Linked DNA regions of Homo sapiens: all the other regions are linked to region 3. Evidence: chromatin contacts called from ENCODE Hi-C or POLR2A ChIA-PET data. All regions are on one chromosome and are shown on one strand. The core of a region is the stretch at or near the end of the contact, and the rest is flanking DNA. Distances in the headings are between cores, read along the strand shown. Region 1 overlaps LOC101928911 (a long non-coding RNA gene). Region 2 has its middle 120 kb from the start of SPACA1. Region 3 overlaps RNGTT (RNA guanylyltransferase and 5'-phosphatase). Region 4 overlaps CNR1 (cannabinoid receptor 1). Region 5 has its middle 23 kb from the start of AKIRIN2. Region 6 overlaps LOC101928911 (a long non-coding RNA gene). Region 7 overlaps LOC101928911 (a long non-coding RNA gene).

The links. A loop is a pair of places that touch in the nucleus more often than their neighbours do. ChIA-PET counts read pairs that join two places held with the same protein, here RNA polymerase II (POLR2A). Pooled maps may share reads with other maps.
Region 1: a pooled map shows a loop between it and region 3 (14-fold over the local background). The contact joins two enhancer-like sites. A Hi-C loop is called at or near these places in 2 of 37 single-sample maps with no recorded cell type and 4 of 50 pooled maps. POLR2A ChIA-PET finds 5 or more read pairs at or near these places in 2 of 52 experiments (OCI-LY7 and activated T-cell).
Region 2: a loop to region 3 is called in a map with no recorded cell type, with 7 times the contacts of the local background. The contact joins two enhancer-like sites. A Hi-C loop is called at or near these places in 1 of 168 maps with a recorded cell type or tissue (GM12878), 29 of 37 single-sample maps with no recorded cell type and 5 of 50 pooled maps.
Region 4: a loop to region 3 is called in a map with no recorded cell type, with 2.8 times the contacts of the local background. The contact joins two enhancer-like sites. A Hi-C loop is called at or near these places in 2 of 37 single-sample maps with no recorded cell type and 4 of 50 pooled maps.
Region 5: a loop to region 3 is called in a pooled map, with 2.8 times the contacts of the local background. The contact joins two enhancer-like sites. A Hi-C loop is called at or near these places in 2 of 37 single-sample maps with no recorded cell type and 2 of 50 pooled maps.
Region 6: a pooled map shows a loop between it and region 3 (3-fold over the local background). The contact joins two enhancer-like sites. A Hi-C loop is called at or near these places in 1 of 37 single-sample maps with no recorded cell type and 3 of 50 pooled maps. POLR2A ChIA-PET finds 5 or more read pairs at or near these places in 2 of 52 experiments (OCI-LY7 and activated CD4-positive, alpha-beta T cell).
Region 7: a loop to region 3 is called in a pooled map, with 3 times the contacts of the local background. The contact joins two enhancer-like sites. A Hi-C loop is called at or near these places in 2 of 37 single-sample maps with no recorded cell type and 2 of 50 pooled maps.

Annotation. Positions count from the first base shown.
Region 1 is chr6:87,903,370-87,906,911 of GRCh38, reverse strand. The region is part of intron 2 of LOC101928911 (a long non-coding RNA gene); the gene reads right to left. Among named protein-coding and RNA genes, the nearest start is that of SPACA1, 140 kb to the left of the region's middle. RefSeq lists an enhancer at 1,459-1,708. Within about 2 kb of position 1,616, at least 2 of the 41 ENCODE cell types and tissues checked have a DNase peak (open chromatin) inside an H3K27ac peak, as active enhancers do.
Region 2 is chr6:87,923,543-87,926,851 of GRCh38, reverse strand. No RefSeq gene overlaps it. Among named protein-coding and RNA genes, the nearest start is that of SPACA1, 120 kb to the left of the region's middle. RefSeq lists enhancers at 1,142-1,331, 517-1,606. Within about 2 kb of position 1,296, at least 5 of the 41 ENCODE cell types and tissues checked have a DNase peak (open chromatin) inside an H3K27ac peak, as active enhancers do; they include GM12878, where a contact is called at or near this core.
Region 3 is chr6:88,661,022-88,664,360 of GRCh38, reverse strand. The region is part of intron 14 of RNGTT (RNA guanylyltransferase and 5'-phosphatase); the gene reads left to right. Among named protein-coding and RNA genes, the nearest start is that of RNGTT, 300 kb to the left of the region's middle. Within about 2 kb of position 1,685, at least 2 of the 41 ENCODE cell types and tissues checked have a DNase peak (open chromatin) inside an H3K27ac peak, as active enhancers do; they include GM12878, where a contact is called at or near this core.
Region 4 is chr6:88,139,882-88,143,044 of GRCh38, reverse strand. It overlaps CNR1 (cannabinoid receptor 1), which reads left to right. Exons shown (of 2, transcript NM_016083.6): 2 at 1-3,163. Among named protein-coding and RNA genes, the nearest start is that of CNR1, 25 kb to the left of the region's middle. RefSeq lists a silencer at 1,218-1,377. Within about 2 kb of position 1,289, at least 4 of the 41 ENCODE cell types and tissues checked have a DNase peak (open chromatin) inside an H3K27ac peak, as active enhancers do.
Region 5 is chr6:87,724,042-87,727,280 of GRCh38, reverse strand. No RefSeq gene overlaps it. Among named protein-coding and RNA genes, the nearest start is that of AKIRIN2, 23 kb to the right of the region's middle. RefSeq lists enhancers at 1,396-1,455, 2,146-2,255. Within about 2 kb of position 1,685, at least 5 of the 41 ENCODE cell types and tissues checked have a DNase peak (open chromatin) inside an H3K27ac peak, as active enhancers do.
Region 6 is chr6:87,794,841-87,798,012 of GRCh38, reverse strand. The region is part of intron 2 of LOC101928911 (a long non-coding RNA gene); the gene reads right to left. Among named protein-coding and RNA genes, the nearest start is that of AKIRIN2, 94 kb to the right of the region's middle. RefSeq lists enhancers at 1,087-1,186, 1,141-1,640, 1,641-2,142. Within about 2 kb of position 1,361, at least 5 of the 41 ENCODE cell types and tissues checked have a DNase peak (open chromatin) inside an H3K27ac peak, as active enhancers do.
Region 7 is chr6:87,830,763-87,834,139 of GRCh38, reverse strand. The region is part of intron 2 of LOC101928911 (a long non-coding RNA gene); the gene reads right to left. Among named protein-coding and RNA genes, the nearest start is that of AKIRIN2, 130 kb to the right of the region's middle. Within about 2 kb of position 2,024, at least 7 of the 41 ENCODE cell types and tissues checked have a DNase peak (open chromatin) inside an H3K27ac peak, as active enhancers do.

The DNA of each region.
Region 1 (3,542 bases), core at 367-2,866, 760 kb after region 3:
AACGAGCACTTAGTGTGCTGTGCCAGGCACATACTAAGCGTGTAAAGGATGTTAGCTATTATTATTGTAATTTACTTCATAGGGATGCTGTGCGGAATTAAATGAGATGACATCTGTGGAAGGCCAGGCCCATTTGGAAGAGCTCAAAAAACACTAGCTCCTTTCCTCTTAAGAACAATTAAGTTCTTTCCAAATCTGCTTAGGTTTCAGGTGAAGACCTTGGATTTGAATCCAAGGTGCTTCCCTGCAGCCACTTAACGATACACACCTCTCCCTGTGCCTGCAGCCCCATAGGGGGAGCATCCTAAACACCTTTATGACATCTTTCCCCCTCCCCACCTTAAGTCCAGTTCTGTTGGGTCTTCTTCACCTCACTGTCTGGCCCTCTCTTCGAATACTGAAATGTTTTCCCAATGTCTTCCCTCCTGATTTCTAGGTTGGATCATAAACCTTGCCCTTAGCCCACCCACTCCTGTTTCCTCCTCTACTGCTCTGTTCTCTCCCGTCCATCCCTGAGGGGCTCATTACCCAAGCACCATTTACAATGACAAAGCAAATGCACTGCATTTAGATTGATTTTTGTCTTAGTCAAACTGGGGTACATTTGTAATACAGAAAAGGATTGGTGTGTTTCATCACAAGGAATTAAAGCTATTATCTCACAAATCTGATTGATGTGAGCAGCCAAAACAAATATGTTGAGTAATTTCTTCCCTTACTAACTAGTTCTTTGCTTGAATCTTCCAGTTAATAGTTACGCCTGGCAAATTCTCAAATGGTATATATTATATTCATCCCAGCACTTGCGTTCTGTTTTGGATATGATTTTGAAAGAAGACATCTTAGAGAGTAAATTCTTGAGGAAAGGACATAAATAGATAAATACCAGATATAAATAGATAAACATGAATAAAAATGCATATTTCAGAAACATTGTAAAAAATAACAATAATAATAATAATATAATGGCTGTAATTTTTCAAACATCCTCAGACCACAAAGGTAATGCAGAGGGAAAATAGGCGTATTTGTTTTCCTCTTGCCTTATGGCTGAAAGAGCAAAGCATGCATGATTTTTATGACCTGGCTAGTGATGTGTCCCTTCAGGGAGCTATTAACTCTATCCTTGTAGATGGTGCCTGATCCCCTTCAAAATTAGAAATTGCTTAAAACCAGAAAAAAAAAAAGCATTTCATTCCTAAATAGGCCATTAGTGATATTGGATAGTTTGTTATGCTGTAATGCAATATTGAAATTCCTAGAGGCAATGGATTTTCAGTAGTGAATTAAAAAGACCAAACTAAACCAAGTATTTGAGGAATGAGTGAAAAGAATCTTGGGTAGCTAACTATTTTATAGGTTGTGTGTCAGCAAGTGACCTTTTGAAAATAAAATTATTAACTCTCCCCAGAGAACTAAATGCAAATTGAGCCCAGCTGGATTGTGTGGTAGGTATGAAAACATATCTATTTTGATGCAGGGGAGCAGGGGGTGGACATATATGTCACGAAATGTCAGAATAATGACCATCACCCTCAACAGAAAGTAAGTGGACTAAAAATAGCAACATACAGTTTTGGTTCTTAAAAATTATCAGCAAAGATGCAAAGGGTAATGACAGCAGATGTGTACAGCAGGGTTTTAACCTGAGTATGTGCCTGGACATGCTGTGCTGCCTCACTGCACAGCTAATACAACCTTTGACAACCTTTTCCCAGGAATGCAGAAGTCCAAGAATAATGCACATAAACTAAATAGCATCATTTCGTAGCATAAGTTAAAGGGAAGCTAATTTACTGGCTGCATGTTACAATAGATAAAATGAATTTCATTGTCTCCATGCCTGTACCTATCATCAGGCTTAATGTAAATACCCCTTTGAAGGACTATAGCTATCAGACGTGACATTAGAGTGATTCACAAACAGCTCTAATTACATAAGTACAAAACTATATTGTACTTACAGGCTTGCAGATACTAACTAATTTCTCATCATTTGCATCCAAAAACCCTGGTAAATTCCCTTTTCCTGAATATAGTATCTAAATTTTAAATGTGTAGGAAAAGTCACTATTCTACTAAGTGTATCTTTCAATAGATACTTAATTTCCTTTCTGAAGTTACTGTAATTATTTCAGGAATTGAGCCTTTTTGTCCTAGAATTTTTGTTCTCATCAGGATAGACAAGCTCTCCAAGGACACGCTGATATTTCTCCTGGCTAACCTCTGGGGACATTATCAATGCATGGTACAGTAAGTTAATATTTCACCAAAGGTTAAAAAAAATAGAAGAATACAATTTGAGGAGAGGGGATTGTTAAGAATCATATTCAGGTTAAAATATTACATTCATAGGAACTTTAAAAATTTTAAATCAATATAGATGATTTCAACACAGTATATAAATCAAAGCCCTCCTATTTATTCCCTGGCCTGATTGATAGGGTTTCTCTATTAAAATTGCCCATTCCATCCCAAATATGGATAATATATAATTTGAAGTTGAAATCAGGTCCCTTGAGTTTCTTGAGATTGGATAAATGTCTGCAAACATCAACAAACAGGCCTTAAAGTAAGGCAGTAATCTATAAACCATCCTGATGACTTGTCAATAGGAGGAGGGAGACAGGATGAGACTGTAAACTCAGCAACCTCTTCCTGACCTTAACCCTCCCCCAACCTCTGAAAAGTAATGAGGACTGTTCCTTGAGCCTTTGTTTGAGGAAGCTGAGAATAAGAATTGTGAGCTCCTGTATTCCCACAGAGACTTAAAGTATCCACAACCCCTTCAGTTCAAAATTGCTTTATATTTGGTGACCTGAGGTTCAAGTAGATAAGTTTTGCTACATTCAAGAATGCAGAAATAATTCACCCTGTCACTGCACTGAGCAAGACAACCAACCAGGGCTGGTGTGGCCCAGGAAAGGTCTAGGGAAACAGGGAACCGAGGATGTATTTCAAGGGGGCAGGTGGACTGGGGAACAGGAACTGTTTGAATAATTTTCAGAGACTCTGAGATTTTAGCTGCCACCAAAATGAGAAAAAAAGCACCAGATGTAGAGTTAGTAAACCAAGTTTCTAGTCAGCTCTGCCATTAATTTATTTTGTTATCTTGGACAAGTTTCTTAATTTCTCTGGGACTCAGTTTTCCCATCTAAAGACTGGCTGAAACAATGTCTAAGTTACTGTCATCTCTCAAAAGTCTGCAGTTTCGCGACCGTTACTTATTCCTCAGAGATATAAGAAAACTGATGTTAACTATAATCACATAAGTGGAGGAAGAAAGAAAACAAATTGAGTTTTCTCAGCCTTGCTAATAACACTGCAGCGCAGCACTCGAACGGTCAGTGAGAGGCGATGGAACGAATCAAGATCCTTAGACTAATTACATGTGGAAGACCTCCGTGCGTCACCATGGAAACCAAAGGGAAGGTGGCCCCGGTAAAGGTCAAAGACTCGAAAAATAGACATGGCATTATGAGAGATTCCTACACCTCAACCAGATTCATCCCCAGGGCAGTGAGACCCTAATTATTTTCTAA
Region 2 (3,309 bases), core at 47-2,546, 740 kb after region 3:
CCAGTGGTGACTGGCAGAACCGGTACTGTGAATCAGCTGTCTTTGAGCCTGGAATTATATTCTTCTGGAAATGCCTCTCTTTACCCAGGCCAGGCAGTTCCCAAACAATTCCCCAAAAGACGCCAGATTTGTGAACAGATATTGGTTGACTAAAACATGTTCCCCCTACAGGAAAAACAACTCCAAGTGCATGCCTTAATGACAGTGCTTCTGCAGTGTCCCCGCTGTACCTGGGGACAACATACTATCCACAATGGATAGTATGTACTGAATACCTACTTTGTGCAAGGGACTAAGCTGACAACTCTGTATACAAGAGCTCATTTAATCTTATTATTATTCCTGTTTTATACAAGGTTAAGTAACTTGCCCAAAGTCACAGCCAGAACTGGGACTTAAACCCAGATCACTCAACTCCAGAATCCATGTTTCATGACTATTTTCCTAACCACTGTTTTTCACTGCCTCTCCTTGAGGGAAATAAATCAGTGGGCCCTGGTATCTGAGAAACGCCACCACAAGACAGCCAACCTCAGCGCTTTGTGGATTTCTCTAATTCTAATTTCTAGTCCCTGTTTTTGTCACCTGTGTGAGTGGTAACGGCCTGAAGCACTGGTATTACTAAGACAGGTCCCCCATCCCCTAAGCAATCTTGAGGGCTGTGACGAACTATAGATAAATGAGGGTAGGTTGAGCACTTCGAATTGGAACGCATGAAATTGGTTGGATTTGTAATCAGATGAGAGAAAGCAAAGGCTTTAGGAAAGCCCACTTTTCCCCGTAGTCCCTTCTCATGGCCATGAGGCATCATCAACTCTTAATGGAAAGGGTATAAATGCTGGAGTTGGGCAGACCTCAGGTCAAGCCCTGGCTCCACTCCTGGCCAGCTGAGTGACTTGGGCCAGGTAACTTCATCTCCCTGAGCCTCAGTCTCCTCATGTGTAAAGTATGTGCACCAGTAGCTAGCAGAGGGCTGGGAACACGGATGGAGATGATCCACAGGAAGCACCTGGCACTATGTCTGGCACGTGGGAAAGGATCAAGTACATATTAGCTAAAAATAAAACTGAGAGCATGGTTTCAGGGCCGTTGGGGATTCCCCAGTCACCAGACTGTGACCATCTGCCCCGATGCTGCATGTGGGATCCTCCAGATCCTACACTGGCGTTGCATCCCTGTGTCTGGCAGGACAGGTGGCTTTTCCTAGCCACCTCAGGAGAGTACATTTGTCACCACGGATGCAAACCCTGGAAGCCAGTGCAAGCTGCTTGCTACAGCACTGGTGTGGCCAGGCCCCTGCTCTGCCAGAACTTGCTTCTAGTGAGAAACCTCATTTCTCACCCCATGGTCAGGTGGACTGTGGTGGGAGGAAGAGGTTGGGAGCAGAAAAGGTGACAGTTCTGGTCTCAGAGTTGATGGCTTCAGATCCCGCAGGGGTTCAGATGCCTTCAGATTTATAGGCCCATAACAGCAGAAAGCTGCCTCCTGGCTGAGCCTGGTGCTGCTTTTGGGCCCGGGGGGCTCCTGGCTGATACTGTTTGTGAACCTCTTTATCTCTCTAATGCCATGTTCTCTAAATCTTGGTATTAGAACGATGAGAAAGGGCGGAGGAGGGTGATTCATGCCCTGGTTACACTGACAACGAAATTCATCGAAATCAAATTTCTCCTAAGCATGCTAACAACATCCCGGCTGGTGCCTGCCTCGGCTGTAGGTCTGGGTTTGTTTGGTTTCTACAACAATTTTTCTTTTTAATGTCATTATTTTTATTATTTCGCCTAATGTTTTTATAATGTGCTTACTGTGGAGGTTGTTCCACAGAGCCCGCCAGCTCTCTGGGGATAGGGTGGGCCACGCTTGGTAACCCCAAAGGCTGCTGTTTTGCACAACCCTCCAATCACTGAAGGAAATAGAGTCTTCACCCTCCCCACTTCCCTAGACCTGTCTTGACAAGGAATCAAACACTAACCATAGAATTACTAACCTGTTCAACCCCAGTCTGAGCAAAGCTCCAATATTAACTGATGAACCCAACCAACCCTCCCCTTCTTCCACCCACCTTTTATTCTCCCAGTTAAGCATCTCTGGTTGCATCAGTCCTTTTTTCTATGTCATGGCTTCTGGCTCCACTTCTGCCATCCTGCCCTGGAACATCATCCCCTGCCCTATTTGCCCATATCCCTCTTAAATGTGACATTGATTAAGGGATGAATAAATGATACCACATCCATATTTCTGGAACATTAAGCATTTTAAAATTAATTTTGGAGAGGTGTCAATGATGTATCCTTAAGTGAAGAAAGATGGAGAAAATGGGTTTGTCCACTTTATGAAAAACCAAAAATCCCAACAAAAATCTTATATACTTGTGGGTTTGTTTTGATATGTTTGTCTCAGCATGAGTAACAGCACAGAAGGATACACACCAAGTTGTTAACATGTGTTATCTGTTTTGGGGGATGTTAGAAGGAAGAATTTTTTTTAATATACCTATAATGTTTCATTACCTGCAGTTAACTCTTGTTACTCTGATTTATTTATTTATTTATTTATTTTTGAGACAGGGTCTCACTCTGTCACCCAGACTGGAGTGCAGTGGAGCAATCTCAACTTAGCAGAACCTCAGCCTCCTGGGGCCAAGCAATCTTCCCATCTTAGCCTCCCAAGTAGATGGGACTATAGGTGTGCCATCACACCTGGCTAAATTTTTTTGGTATTTTTTGTAGAGATGGGGTTTCACCATGTTGCCCAGGCTGGTCTCAAACCCCTGGGCTCAAGCAATCCACTCACTGCAGCCTCCCAAAGTGCTGGGATTGCAAGTGTGAGCCATCACGCCTGGCCTCTGATAATTTTTAAGGAAGAATTTAAAATTGTTTTCAATCCATCAATCATCAATCAATCAATAACATGTTTGTATTTTTATCTTCAATGTGATAGACACTCGGAGTCCTGCAGATGTGGGGATCTGTTCAGGGCCTCTATTCATGCAGCCTAATTTGCATCACCTTCTTCGTTAACTCATGGTAGAGCCGACATCTACTAAAAGTCCTTAGTTGTTTTCCCTAGAACTGCTACAAAGAAAAGTCTCTCCTCCTATCCTATATACTTTTGAAGCAGATTTTTATTTACCCAAGTACAAGACCTTAAGTTTCTTATTAAATTTTTTTCTGTTGGTTTGGCTTTTTGTTCCAATTGTCAAGATCTTTTTAAAATCTGCTCTTCTTATCTAGCCTATTAGCCGTCCTGCCCCGCTTTGTGCCAACTGCAAATTTGATCAGCAGGTCTCTTAAGTCTTGATCCAAGTCCCTA
Region 3 (3,339 bases), core at 436-2,935:
GGCCATGTTAATCATGCGCTGATTTTCAGGGCTGTCTGGGTCAAAGGGAGTGTACATGCGATAGGCCTCACACAGTCTCTCATAAAATTGCACTGGACTTTCTTGCTTTCCTTGGATAACCTCGGAGACCTTGTTTACGTTTGTGGCCTTTTGGGCTCCTCTCCTCAACCCTTCTAAGAGTGCTTCCCTATACCGCATTAGCCTTTGCATACCCTCTGTCTCGTTTGGATCCTATTAAGGGTCAGTTCCTGGTAGCTGGATCCTCACATACTCTTGGGGGTTCTGATAATCAGCTGGAACATGCTCTTCCAGCCACTTAGTTGCTACCTCGAGCACTCTCCTCCCTCATCCGTGTTAAAGAGGTACATGAGCAACTGGTGGCAATCAGCCCAAGTGGGGTTATGAGTTTGGATAATAGTTTGGAGCAAGTCAATCAGAGCTTGCAGCTTTTCTGTATAGGATGGGATGTTATTTTTCCAGTTGAGGAGATCGGCAGAGGTAAAAGGTTGGTACACAAAGGCACCCCTACCATATGCCCCTCCTCATTTACCCCAGTATACCGTTGCTCTCTTAGGGGCATTTGTGTCCCAGTTTTAGGTTGCAAGCAAGCTGCCAAGGGAGGGGTTTCTCCCAAGCTTCATATCCTCTTTTGTCTATTTTAGGTGGCCTTGGGGTGTGCACACCTTGCAGAGGCTCAGGGGCTGTGGGCTTCGATGTGGGGAGCCTCTCTTCTTGGTAAGGAGGGGCACCATTGGTGCCATTTCTGCCATGCATCCTCTGATGTGGGGTCGGACAGAACCGTAGGAGCTGACTTCCCTCGGCGGGTGGAGCAAGACTTTTCCTTGGCTATCTGTCCCTTTGCTACTAGTACTGCTGCAGCCTGTCCTCTTAGCCACTGTGAGGGGTCTAAAACTAGCTGCAACCAAGTATCTATGTATGGTAACTGGTCTGGGTGTCCTGATTTATCAGTTACTTTGTGCCATACCTTTGAAACTAGGGACCTGTCTAGGCTTCCTTCTGATGGCCATCTCACCTCTAATGCTGGATAGTCTATCTCACATAAAGCCTTAAGCTTTCCAGGTGTCATAGCAATTCCATAGTCCCCATTGAATCCTTTCTTGAAATTCTTTAACATAGTTCCTAACAGGGTAGGCTTACTTTGTATTTTACACATTTTCCTCTCTCAGGAGACAAAACAACACTCTTACCACAAAGGGGGAAGGGAAAAAGGGGCAAAAGGTCACTCACTCACCAAGCAATTCACACTAAAATCAAAGTATGGATAAGGAATTACTCATTCATCAAGCAATTTGAGCCAAGTCAGAGCCGAAATCATAGCCAGAACAGTTCAAATCCAAAAGTCAATAGTGAAATCTAAACCAAAACAGTTCAAATCTAGTCAAAATGAAAACCAAAACCAAAGTGCCAAGAAAGCCATGCTGTGGGTGATCAGCCCACACTTCCACTCAGATGGAGTGGGCCAGTTCCAAGGCCAGTCTTACCATGTTCCAGATGTCCAGACTCCAATCGCCGATTCCTTCCCGGTGTTCAACCGCTGTGTTAATTCTCCACGGGGGTCTGCCGCACACTGCTGTGGCAAGGCATTTGACCAGGGCAATTGCCTACGCGAGAGTGCTCCCAGGATCTGCTTTGCTTAAGCTCGCCGGAGTCCTCCCCAGGGATGCTCCACAGGGCAGGCCTAAGCCGCCTAAGAGGCTGCCTCAACTGTCCACTAATCACCTCGCTTCCAGGTCAGGGAACCAAGAAATGTAGCAGGAATGGTTGCAGACAAAACCTCTCGGACACTGGTTTTATGAAGGAAGAGGCTTTAATCAGCTGGGAGCATTGGTAGACTCGCATCTCATGATCTGAGCTCCCCAAAGTAAAGATTCCTGTCCCTTTTAAGGGCTTACAACTCTGAGGGGTCCATGTGAAAGGGTCATGATACATTGTGCAAGTGGGGGCTACGTGACTGAGAGCTACATGCATCAGTGATGGGGGCTAGCAGAACAGAACAGAAAGTTTCAGAAGTCTTCCTCATACAATGTCTGGAATCCACAAGCGGTTAGGTCAGGAGTTGATGTTTAACTACCAGGCACGGTTCTTGGCACCAAGCCATCTGGCTATTGATCTCACTTCTTCTTTTAACCTTTTGCTTTCTCATGAAATAGGAGACAATGGGAGAGGTGGTCTACTTCCTTAAAGGTGTGTTTCCTCTATGCCGATTTTGCCTAGGGTTGTAATCACAAGGAATGCTAGATTTTGTCAAATGCTTTTTCTGGATCCATTGATATGGTTTTTGTTTTTAATTCTGTTTATGTGGTGTATCACATTTATTAACTTGCATATGTTAAACCAACCCTGCATCTCTGGTATGAAAGCCACTTGAAAGTGATGTATTACCTTTTAAATATGCTGTTGGATTCAGTTACACAGTATTTTGTTGAGGATTTTTTGCATCTGTGTTCATCAGAGATATTGGTCTATAGTTTTCTTTTTTGTTATGTCCTTCCCTGGTTTTAATATTAGGGCAATAATGGTTTCAGGGAATGATTTAGGGAGGATTCCCTCTTTATCTTTTGGAATAGTTTCAGTAGGATTGGTACCAACTCTTTGAATATGTGATAGAATTTAGCTGTGAATCCATCTGGTCCTGGACTTTTTTTGTTGGCAATTTTTTTTATTACTATATCAATCTCACTACTTGTTATTGGTCTGTTCAGAGTTTCTGTTTCTTCCTGGTTTAATCTAGGAGGGTTGTATATTTCCAGGAATTTATCCCTCTCCTCTAGGTTTTCTAGTTTGTGTGCCTGAAGTTATTCATAGTAGCATTGAATGATTTTTTTGTATTTCTGTGGTATCAGTTGTAGTATCTCCCATTTCATTTCTACTTGAGCTTGTTTGATTCTTCTCTCTTTCTTCTTTTTTGGTTAATCTCACTAACGGTCTGTCAATTTTTTTTAACCTTTTCAAGGAACCAGCATTTCGTTTTATTTATCTTTTGTATTGCTTTTTGTTTGTTTCAATTTCGTTTAGTTCTGCTCTGATCTTTGTTATTTCTTTTCTGCAGGGTTTGGGTTTGGTTTGTTGTTGTTTCTCTAGTTTCTTGGGGTGCGAGTTTAGATTGTCTGTTTGTGCTCTTTCAGACTTTTTGATGTAGGCGTTTAATGCTATGAACTTTCCTCTTAGTACCGCTTTTGCTGTATCCCAGAGGTTTTGATAGGTTGTGTCACTATCATCATTCAATTCAAAGAACTTTTTAATTTCCATCTTGATTTCATTGTTGACCCAAAGATCATTCAGGAGTAGATAATTTAATTTCTATGTATTTGTATGGTT
Region 4 (3,163 bases), core at 40-2,539, 520 kb after region 3:
GAGAGAAAGCATATTGACTTTTTTTGAGCGACATCTCTGACTTTCTTTAGTCTTTAGCTATTACTGGATCTCTTAAGACAGCATGTGTTAATCTTAATGTATATCGTTATCACTGTGCAGTTGCTGTTTACTTGAATAGTATTGTGTTCCTATATTCCAGGTTTAAGTAGATTTCATGCCTGGGTGGCCAAACAACAGTCTTCATTTTTTTTAATTGAAAAGAAGTAGTGTCTGGATCAGTAAAATTATACTGTGTGTGAGTGTGAATATAAATGTGTGTATGTGTGTTTCTGTCCTGTAACTGTTACAGTAATGTCATAAAGTGAGAAAACTGTGACCAAGTATAAACTTTTACCACTTGCTGCACTCTTGCACATGGATTCAGTTTCTAAAATTGAGTTCTTCCTGTAATCTTGTTGATAAAAATACTGACTCCAACCATTCAAAAATTTCACCCCATCCCTCCTTAAGAGATTGGATCAAGTATTACTAAATTGACCTTTAGGTATTACACAAGACCAGTGCTTAGCAAAAAATAATGACAGGCATCCAAGGAAGGGATGTATTTGTAGTGTTATTGCCAGGAAAGGAGAGTACTTTGGTTTCTGAGCACCGAATATTGAGCAATATGTCAGTCACTAAAAGGAAGACAGTTCTACAGAAAAACAATGGTAACATTTTTCAATAGCGTGTGTAGATAGTATGCACTATATACATCACGTTAAAGTAGGACTATCACACCCAGCCCATGTGGCTAAAAAAGCTGAATCAGACAGTGGATGAGACACACAACGGCAGTGAAGAACCGATACACTTGGCATTGACGTCTAGCTATGCTGTATCTGTGCTTTGCCCACATGCCCTTGGTGACAGCTGAGCACCCAGCTCTGTCTTGGTAGGTTTGGGCTAAGGAACAAATCTCTCCTTTGCTCGTGGTTAGCAAGATACACTCAAGCATGAAGATAAACACAGCTGCTTTCTTCTTACACCCCGGTCTCATGCTCCTTAATGGCGCCATGGGTGCTTGTTGGGCCTTTTTCCAGTAAGGAATGATATTGCTGAAGAATCTACTTAACCCTGACAAATTTTAATTATAATCTCTTCTTATACAGATAAAACATGACTCCTACAAGGCCCCAAGGTTTACATAGTCTGAAGTGAAGTACAGAGCTGGCATCTATCTGGTGATTTCTAGCTCTCGAGATACCCAAGCAGCCTGATGGGGCAGTTCCCCTTCTTACGGTTCACGCTCTAAGGCAGGATGTGGCTTATGAGATACTTTGCATTGTCTGTCTGCACACCTTGAATCTGCCTGCTGGCTCCCTTACTTTACCTCTCTGTCATGTGCAGATGAAGGCTCAGGGTGCTAGAGGATTAGTAAGATCTCTTTCTAAAGACAGGAGAGATTATTTACAAGAAGAACTCACCAGGGTTTAGTTTGCATTTAAGAATTGCCAGTCTTTTGTCCTGCATCATCTTGAACATTAATCCACATGTTTCAGAGCTCACCAGGCAGTACCAATGCTCTTTTCACAGCTATGAAGAGCTAGAGAAATTCTTGTTATGGTAGAAAAATTTCACGATTCATTTTTGAAACTGCATTTGTGCGTATGCAGTGTAGATTTTATAGTGTGTTGTGCTTTCAAGATCTAAATCATATATAATAAATTAAGGGACAATGGGGCTGACAGCACTAAACTTGGTGCTTATTGATATTCTAAGAAATATCTGTGAAATATCATCACGTATGTTATACAACCTTCATTTAAAAAGGTTTAAAACTAGTTAGATTCACTTTGACACTTTTCATATCATTTCTTAACCCAAGTGACGAAAACATTGTCCCCAATGAATATACTCATTAGAATTACCATTTGTTAATATCACTCATTAATTAACCCCATAATTAGATCCATTAATTTAAATGATTTAAATTTAAGTAAGTTTTATAAGGTCTGACATCAGAGGTATCTTACTTTCCTCTGAGGATGATGTACTTGCCCTGACCATGCATTTTACCATCACACATGTTCAGAAAGGGCCAAATTCCCAACCTGCTCATTTTTTTTTTATCAGAGTCATGATGAATCAGTCCTAGAATGTTTCATTTGCACAAGTAGGGCTGCCTCCAAGAGGAACCTCTGATTTATTTTGTATGAAATATATGTGAAAGGATATGAATCTGAGAGATGCTGTAGACATCTGTCCTACACTTGAGATGATTTCCAAGCCTCTCTGGCACTTTGAGTTAAGTCTATCTGGTATTAAATGCCAAGGACCTTTTGCTGCCTAAATCCACTCTGCAGGAAATAGGCCCAACCACCAGATGAGAATTAGGCCCTGGATGAGTAGCGCTATAGTTACTGTCCTGTTGATTAATTTCTGCCATTTCATGTCCATAAAAGAGACCACCCATATCATGCACACAATTAGATTTCTCACACTCTAACTGTATATTTGTATGATATTTTAAAATCTCCTAAATGCTGGGCAATGGCTATTAACAATTAATTGTCTTGCACTGGCCTTCTGATGAAATGTTAACAATGCCTATTGTAATATAGAAAAAAACATTCTATCTACTGATTTGGGCTGAATGTATGTAAATAGGTTTCTAAAAAGTCAGATGTTTGAGCAGTGGCCTACAAATCAGTAATTTTCGGATGGGAGAGTTTCTTTACATTGCCGTGGCATCTTAAAAGCTATCTTCATGTAAATTGACTGTACTAGGCCTACTGGGGATCAGAGTTCCCAAGAAAGGAAACCTTTTCTTGTATCTGGATTCAAATTTATTTCCAATGTTTCAAGCGGGAAACATGACTCTTTATTGTCTGTAAATCTAACATTATTACTTTTCCTCTTAGAAGAATATTGTATTGTTAGATGTTTGTTGAGCTGGTAACATCGTTGCAACCACTGCAATATCTTCGTTAGTAATCTGTATAATACTTTGTATACAAGTACTGGTAAGATTGTTATTAAATGTAGCTTCAGTCATTAAATTACTATAGCAAAGTAGTACTTCTTCTGTAATATTTACAATGTATTAAGCCCACAGTATATTTTATTTCAATGTAATTAAACTGTTAACTTATTCAAAGAGAAAACATCTCATCATGTCTATTGTCCAAAGTTACCTGGAATCAAATAAAAATTCTAGATT
Region 5 (3,239 bases), core at 436-2,935, 940 kb after region 3:
AAATAAATCACTTTTTTTTTTTCTCTAGACGGAGTCTTGCTGTGTTGCCCAGGCTGGAGTGCAATGGCGTGATATCAACTCACTGTAACCTCCACCTCCCGAGTTCAAGTGATCCTCCTGCCTCAGCCTCCCAAGTAGCTGGGATTACAGGCGCCAGCCAGTGCACCCAGCTAATTTTTGTATTTCTATTAGAGATGAGGTTTCACCATGTTGGCCAGGCTGGTTTCAAACTCCTGACCTCGTGATCTGCCTGTCAGCCTCCCAAAGTGCTGGGATTACAGGCGTGAGCCACCATGGCTGGCCAATAAATCACTTTTAAGACTTTTTTTTTTTTTGAGATGCAGTCTCACTCTGTCACCCAGGCTGGAGTGCAATGGCACAATCTTGGCTCACTGCAACCTCCGCCTCCTGGGTTCAAGCGATTCTCCCACCTCAGCTTCCCAAATAGTTGGGATTACCGGCACCCGCCATCATGCCTGGCTAATTTTTTGGTATTTTTGTGGAGATGGGGATTTCACCATGTTGGCCAGGCTGGTCTTGAACTCCTGATCTCAGGTGATTCTCCCACCTCAGCCTCCCAAAGTGCTGAGATTACAGGCGTGAGTCACCGTGCCCGGCCCACTTTTGTCTTTCAGCCTAATGTAAAATCATGAATATAGGTATATTGTTCAAGATTTTTGGTTGTGGCTGGGCATGGTGGCTGACGCCGGTAATCCCAGCACTTTGGGAGGCCGAGGTGGGTGGATCACCTGAAGTCAGGAGTTCGAGACCAGCCTGACCAACATGGTGAAACCCAGTATCTACTAAAAATAAAAAAATTAGCCTGGTGTGGTGGTGTGCACCTGTGGTCCCAGCTACTCAGGAGCCTGAAGCAGGATAATCGCTTGAACCCGTGAGGCAGAGGCTGCAGTGAGCCAGGATCGCACCACTGCCCTCCAGCCTGGGTGACAGAGAGAGACTCTGTCTCAAAAAAAAAAAAAAAGATTTTTGGTTGCAAACAACAGAATCCACTCTTGCTAGTTTAAAAATAAAATGAACCGGGCGTGGTGGCTCACGCCTGTAATCCCAGCACTTTGGGAGGCCGAGGTGGGCGGATCATCTGAGGTCAGGAGTTCAAAACCAGCCCGGTCAACATGGTGAAACCCCATCTCTACTACAAATACAAAAAATAAGCTGGGCGTGGTGGCTTGTGCCTGTAGTCCTAGCTACTCAGGAGCCCAAGGCAGGAGAATCACTTGAACCAGAGAGGCAGAAGTTGCAGTGAGCTGACATCACGCCACTGTACTCCAACCTGGGTGACGGAGTGAGACTCCGTCTCAAAAAAAAAAAAAAGAAGGAAAATAAAATAAATTGAAAGTATTAAAGGGTATTAGATAGCACATAGACTGTCTGGAAGGGCCAGAGAATCATGTTCTGGGCTACTTGGCAGGAAGTTATATCCAAATCATACTGCTGGACTGTTATAGAAGAGAACGCCGCTGGCGTTGGCACTGTGGCTGCACTAACTCTCTGCTGGGGATACCAACACTGGTGCTGGGCCATTTCTGTGCCACTGGCAAGCTCCATAGCTTCACCAGAAAACAGATTCTGCATGACACCTGCTTTCTCATGGTTTTTTCTTCTGCATTCAGTGTTGCATGGCTACATCTGATTGCAGAAACTAGGTCACATGCTTGCATCTTGGCCGCAAATAAGACTAGAATAGAGAGTTCTAGTTTCACCTTGAAAAACAGAACTCAAAATATAGAAATTCCCTTGATATTGGAAGGGCTTTTAAGAGATGATAAGAAGCCACAAACATAAAAAGTGTCTGCTAGGGCAGGCACAAAATGATTAGGCCACCAAACCCTTGAAAAGCAGCAGGAGGCCTCTGTTTGCAAGGAGACTTCTGTTCATGATTGGAACAGAAAACAGCCATAAAAGGATTTTTCTGTAACAAAAAAAAAGTCTTGCAGGAGGCACTCAATCTATAAATTGTTTTTTTCCCACCAAATGCAAGGAGAGATTCAAGGTCTCTCCCTCACACCTTGGCTTTGGCAGGTATTCCCAGAAGCTTTGCAGACATTATTAGCACACTGGAGGACAGTCATATCTCCACCTTGACACAGATTTGGAAAAGAGTAGGCAGAAAAAAAATGAAAGCAATTTAAATGTAGTTCTTAACATTTGTGTGGTGCAAAGCAAAAGATCTCCATACCAGAGTTTAAGTAACTGCAGACAGAGAGACTGAGAACTCTATAATCAGTGGGTCCCATCAGTTGAGAGTGCTATGGACCAGCACAGAAGTAGATCAGCAAAAGGCACAGAATCTGGACAATATAGGAACAAATTCTGGAACTGAACTAGGACAGTGACATTACCTTAGCCAAAATCCTCTAAGGCAGAAATGCTCAATAGATTTTATCTTACGTACCAAGATCTATGGTTGTGGCAACCTCAGTTACCTTGTTAAAGACTACCAAGAGGCTGGGTGTGGTGGCTTACGCCTGTAATCCCAGCATTTTGGGACGCCGAGGCGGGCAGATCACCTGAGGTCGGGAGTTTGAGACCAGCCTGACAAAATGGAGAAACCCCGTCTCTACTAAAAATACAAAATTAGCTGGGTGTGATGGCGCATGCCTGTAATCCCAGCTACTCAGGAGGCTGAAGCAGGAGAATCGCTTGAACCCAGGAGGTGGAGGTTGTGGTGAGCGGAGATCACGCCATTGCACTCCAGACTCCAGCCTGGGCAACAAGAGCGAAACTCTGTCTCAAAAAAAAAAAAAAAAAGACCACCAAGAAAAATGTCCTTATGTAAACCCATTTTCACATGGTTGATACTTATAAGGTTGATACTTACAATTTCGTATTCTACCTTTTTCCTCATTCATTGAATCAAAAACGTCTTTTCATGTTGTTTAATCTTGTTAATTATCCCTTTTAACATCTGCATAGTATTCCACCAGCTGATGCACTCTAATTTACTCAACTATTTCTCCATTATTTTATACTAGGATTAGCTCTAATAATTTGAGAAAGATAAGTAGAATTTTTAAAATAAATTCTTTCTGTTATTCTAAAGAGATTAGCACAGAAATAGTACCTGAGCTTTTCACGGATATGGTCATGTCAACCTTGGGCCTATAGAGATTCCACAAGTACCTTTAAAGGAAAAGTGGCTTTATGAGAAATCAGGCTCCATACTTTCTTGGAAACTTTAAGCAGAAAGACTTTAGGAAGTCCTGACATATGTTCCCAAG
Region 6 (3,172 bases), core at 112-2,611, 870 kb after region 3:
TGTTCATTTCAACATTATTTATAAAAATGGTTTCTAGTAGCACACCCAGATATTTGGATCTTACCAAATACCTTGCAGCAGAGCTATATGGAGATGCAAATATTTTCACCAAATATTATTGAAAACATTTCTCATGTGGTCCATTTTTAATTATAGAAAGCATAAATACATATTTAAATGTGTTGTAGGATATTTCACAAAATGTTAACATGACCCTGGGCAAGGAAAAATCATGGGTGATATATTTTTCATCAATAGTCTGTATTTTATGTATTTTTTCCCAAAAATGGACATGCATTTTAACTGTATAAAAAATTCAAGGCCGGGCACAGTGGCTCATGACTGTAATCCCAGCACTTTGGGAGGCTGAGGGGGGTGGATCACCTGAGGTCAGGACTTCGAGACCAGCCTGGCCAACATGGTGAAACCCCATCTCTACCAAAAATACAAAATTAGCCGGACATGGTGGTGCGTGCCTGTAAACCCAGCTACTCAGGAGGCTGAGGGAGAAGAATCATTTGGACCCAGGAGGTGGAGGTTGCAGTGAGTCGAGATCATGCCATTGCACTCCAGCCTGGGCAAAAAGCGAATCTCCACTTTAAAAAAATAATAATAAATATAAATAAATACATACATACATACACATCTTTAAATGGAAGAAAAAGTAAAATCGGGGCAGAGTGGGGGTGTGACAGGGAAGGGGTGTATGGAGGAGGGATGTGTTCTGGGAGCTAGAGATGCTCTATTCTTGATCAGAATGATAGTCATCAGGGTGTTCCCTTCATTCTGCTGTACATTTATTCTCTAATCTTTTCAGTCACTCTACCATATTTCACAACTTTTAAAAAGGGGAGGGGGTTAAAAAAAGAAAAGTCTGAGAATTTTAACACAAGCTAGGGGAAACTGTAGTTTCAAAGAAAAAAAAAAAAAAGGAAGAAGAAGAAAAGCCTGTTCAGTTGCTGCAATGCCTAATAAAGCTGCAAATACAGCCCAAACCCACAGGCTGTCAGATTCACAAAGTGTGAATGTAATGTAGGCAGGGGAGATGAAGCATTGAGTTATGTTTCTCACTCACACACACACACACACACACACACACACACATGAAAATCTGTCCTTCTGGCCGCCCACCCTTCACCTAATCAGCACCAGTCTAGGCTGCTCAGTGGTGTGTATTCTCACCAAGGTGCTGCCCAGAAGATCCACCTTGCTCAGGGAAGCGTAGTTGGTCCTGTTCCCTTTCACTTTTGCTGGTGCCAGAAATCCTGACAGAAGCAACAGTCTCTATGGTGCCAGAAGAGGAGGCTGTAGCGCTGCCTGGAGACAAACCCTTGCAGAATATATGCTTCCAATTGGAACATGTTGCTTTTAGAGCCTCAGGGCCCTGCAAGGGCAGGATGTGCCGCTCTGATTCCCAGTGTGTGACAGCAGGGGATTCCTCCCAGTTATTCTCAGAGTCAGGCTGTGGTTTGTACTTTCTTTTTTTTTTAGAGACGGAGTCTCGCTCTGTTGCCCAGGCTGGAGTGGTGCAGTGGTGCGATCTCGGCTCACTGCAACCTCCGCCTCCCGGTTTCAAGTAATTCTCCTGCCTCAGCCTCCTGAGTAGCTGGGACTACAGGCACACGCCGCCATGCCCGGCTAGTTTCTCTTGTCTTTTAGTAGAGAGGGGGTTTCACCATGTTGCTCAGGCTGGTCTCAAAACCCTGAGCTCAGGCAATCCGCCCACCTCGGCCTCCCAAAGTGCTAGGATTAGAGGTGTGAGCCACTGCACCCGGCCGGTTTGTACTTTCTATCAGATCATTCAACTAAACTTTGTGACACCGCAGATAAAACAAAGCAGATTAATGTCGCTGATCCAAAGAGCCAGGTTCTGCTGCACTTGGACCCAATGGGACCCGAAGAGGCTTCGGCTCTCCAGCAAAGATTGGGGGAGCCAGGTTTGTCCTCACCCGTAGTTCAGGGATGGTGTTGGGTAATTTTGATAAAGTACCCCTTCCTCATAGAAGCAAAAACTCCTTTCTGTTATTTTTTCTTTTAACTTCCAAATTAAAGACACCAACATGTTGTAACAAACAACATAGAACATCCTTTAATCCAGTAAGGGGCACTGCCAACCATGAAGAAGGTCAGTTCACAAGCAGACACATAGGGCATAGACATGGCCTTCCCGTTGCAATCTTGGTTCCACCTCTCATGGTACCTCACGCTCTCTGTCTTGTGTTGTAACTATCTGTGCACTTACCATTGACTTTATCTCCTCCATTACTGGGCTGCAGGCTCCCAGAGGACATAATCCGTGTACAATGGATTTACCTTTGTTTCCTCCCTGCCTGGCATAATGCCTTGTAGTCAGTAGCTCCTCCAAATGTTTGTAGAGAAGAAGAAAGGGAATTAGCATGCCTTAATCTCTAAGCTGTACCAGTTACTATACATATGCTTAATGTATATGATCATATTTAACTCGTAAAACCAGCCTCCAAGGTGTTATTATTACCATTTTATAGAAATGGTAAAGAAACGGAGGCTCAAAAAAGTTAGATGCCTGCTTAAGATCACTGAGCCAGTTAGAGTGAGAGATGGACTTGAGTCTAGAACTGTCCCTCTGCCAAATTCCTGCTCTTATTTCTTCATTAACGAGTGAATGAATGGGGGTTAATGATACCTGTGCGATGAGTCATCCCCAGACCCCCAGGTGCTACTAACACTGCTTCCCAACCCTCGCCTGGGGTTGGCAGGGCTTTTTTAATTCACTGGATAGTCCCTAACAGGGCTGGCATTAACCCATAGACAATAGAGAAGTGGCCTTGGCATTAGTTTGTGAGATATTCTCTCTGCTCAGATAACCTCCAGGGCAAAAGTGAATGCCACTGCGTGCTTCCTCTGTCCTTAAGCATGACCACACCCATAAGGGCGAAGCAGACTCCTGAACTCACCCAAGCTTTTTCCTTAGAATGTCTTCCCCGTCATCTGCCTGACAAATGCCTGATCATCCTTCAGGATGCCTTCCTCAGCTCCCTCAGGCAGAGCTACTCACTCATTCTTCAGCTACTGCAAACTGAGTAGGGACTACACATTGTGGGGTCTAAAGTAATCAAAAGTCTCTACCCTTCAGGAACAGCAAGCCAAACAGGGAAGAAAAGAGACCAGCTGCAGTGGCTCACACCTGTAATCC
Region 7 (3,377 bases), core at 775-3,274, 830 kb after region 3:
CTGACTTGGCAGCATAGAGTGGAGCCTCTAACTCTGTGCCAGGCACCGTGTGACTACAGAGAGACCACTGCCCTCAGAAATTTTACCGTCTACTGATAACAACAACCACAGCTACAGATATTTGATGGGAAATTGTAAGAATAATCTTATGCCTCCTTCAAGTCCCAACTAAATTAGCACCTCTTCCGTGTTAAGTGTCAGCCCTTCCATCCAAGTGCCATCCCAGCAATGAACCTTCCTGGAGTCCCCCAGTCAGGATTGAATCTCATCCTCTTTCATACTCCCACAACATTTTAACTGTAGAAAACATAACACTGTCCAAGTGATTAATTTTACTTTCTCTCATTGGAACATAAGCTCTGTAAAGACAGGACCTCATCTAGCTGACCCTAATGTTTGCTGCAGTACTCACCAAAGCACCTTGCAGAGAGTCAATAATATATCTTTGTTGAGTTGCATTGACATTGTGCTGAGTGCTTAGTGGGCAGGCAATGATTGTTGATTGATTATGAAGTGGTGAACAATGCCTGTAAAAGACCTCTTCACAGAAGGCCCTGTAGCATAAAGTATTAGGTTGAACTCTGTAAAATGGCCATTTTTATAAGCCAAATTGTTCAAATATTGACAATTTCACACGAGCCAATTCAACATAAGAAAAATAACCTGGCGGGGCATGGTGGCTCATGCCTGTAATCCCAGCACTTTGGGAGGCCAAGGTGGGAGGATCACCTGAGATCAGGAGTTTGAGACCAGCCTGACCAAGATGGAGAAACCCCGTCTCTACTAAAAATACAAAAAGTAGCCAGGTGTGGTGGTGGGCACTTGTAATCCCAGCTACTCAGGAGTCTGAGGCAGGAGAATCACTTGAACCTGGGAGGCAGAGGGTGCAGTGAGCCAAGATCATGCCACTGCACTCCAGCCTAGGTGACAGAACGAGACTCTGTCTCAACAAAAAAAAAAAGAAAAGAAAAGAAAAATAATCTAACCGGAATAGCCAATAAACCCTGGAAAGTGTTCCCTTGGAAGGTTTTGAAATCTCCCTTCTTGGATATCTTTTATAATCTTCCTACAGCTCTTAATATTAGGTTGGTATAAAGTAATGGCAAAATCTGCAATTACTTTTGCACCAATCCAATACTGTTTTTTTGAAATATCTAAAAAGTTCAAATTTTAAACTATAAACCTTCAAATAGCCCAAAGCCCAAATAACAGAGATGAAACTTGATTCTGACGACTTTGGTGAGCCATGAGACTCTAGGGTCATGAGAACGGGGCCAATTGCCAACAGGCCACCAGAAGAGAAAGTGGTTTACCTAGCTGAGTATCTCCCATTCTTGGCCAAAAAGGAGGCTGAGACACTCTGGGGCCTGAAAAATTGGAATTTCTATGTGCAGTAAATCCTTCTGTTCCCTGGCACCCTTTAGCAGATTGATCTGCCTGTATATTGATGTTTTGGGTGCCATCCTGACCTTTGGAAAGGATGTCAATAGTTGGGGGTTAGTCCAATAGATGAGAGTGTTCTGGAACTGGCAGCTTTCTTTTGTGTGACTGGAGCCTCTGGAACTGGAGGCAGCAAAGGTAGCTGACAATGTAATTTATCTACATTTCACCTGGAAACAGTAACATGTCTTTGAGCTCCCTGGAGACCCTAGTCTGGAAAAAGGCCCAAGATACCTGTCAGACCAAACAATGCCTATCATATTTTATTACATGGCATGAAACGTAAGACTTTATGCTCCATTAGCAGAAGGTTTCATTTTCACTCCAGGAAGGTAGTTCAACATTACAACATCTTATCTTGTTCTTTCTTGTGTTTTTAATATAAACGGCCTTAAAATTTCCCACTTCATCCCCTACACCCACTGCCCCAGGCATCTAGAAGCTATATTATCAGATTTTACAGTCTGAGATAATGTGTCATTGTGAGATTCCCAATATATACGTGGTGTGTATTTTTTAAAAAAAATAAAACTACGGCCTGATAAAAAGAAGAAGTTTGCTCTCTAGTGGCTGACTTATAAAAGGCTCTGAAAACCACACAATAGGTTATCTTAGAAAAGGAGGACGTCTAACAGCGATATCTATGTAACAAGGTCTGAGTAATCATTTTGTTTTTATTGATTTTTTAAATTTTCTTTACACTGAAAAACTACATGATAGCAACTATTTGTGGATAGCTTTTCCTATTAAAAAATTTTATATCATTAAGCTAATTTCAATTCTAAATTCTGAGAGCAGCAATTAGGTTTCTGGTGTTATATTAGCCTACCGTACCTTTAGAAAGCTCTATGGATTGGTTTAATACTGTATCATTAATGTCTATTACAGACACATTGCTAAATAATATAATATCATTAGAGCTTTTTAAGCCATTTTTAGCTCTTTGCAGAAAGATTATATAAATTCAGAGAGAAACAGTATAATTATGAATATGATCCTAATTAATATCATTTTATTATTCCTTTTTCTACAGAAACTAAATTTATAAAATTTTACTATGATATGAATTATAAAGCAAGGAAAAGATTTATCCTGGGTGCTTTTCTTTTTAGCTCCCCCTTCCCCACTCTGTTTTACTTTCCCATTTTATTCTCCCACAAATCCATTCCTTTCTCCCCAAGTCTATACTATTTTTTTCACTCTCTTCAGTATCCTTCATCAGATAGTAGAAAACTGACAACATCACTGGTCCCTGAAGTTCCAGCCTTTGTTTCAAAAAAAAAAAAAAGAAGAAGAGGTTACCTAGGAAGTTTTCTACCTCCTGCACAGTAACAAATACTTTAAGGAATTTTCAGATCCATAAATATTTTTATTCTTACTTTATCTGTGGGAAAGAAACCATATAGCATAAAAGAGGCTTGAGCTTTTCAGGAGGTCAGTACTACAGCGGAAATAATGCACTAAAGAATGCAAAGAAGAGGGTTTTATGGGCTCAGGGACGCGGACATGGGGCAGTGCAAAAGGTTATTAAGAAAGGGAGTGATGCAATCTGATTTACATTTTTGAAAATTATTCTGGATGCTGTGTGGAGGAAGTACCATAACAAGCACAACAGTAGAAACAGGGAAACTTCTTTGGAAATGACTGTAGTCTTACAGGCAATAAAATATAGTTGCATGGACAAGGGTGATAACAGTAGTATTGTAAAAAGGGAATGGGGCCAGGTGCGGCAGCTCAAGCTTGTAGTCTCAGCACTTTGGGAGGCTGAAGCAGGTGGATCACTTGAGCCCAGGAGTTCAAGACCAGCCTGGGCAACAGAGAGAAACCCCATCTCGACAAAACACAAAAAAATTATCCAGGCATGGTGGTGGGCCCCTGTAGTCCCAGATACTCAGGAGGCTGAGGCAGGAGGATTGCTCAAGCCCAGGAGGTGGAGG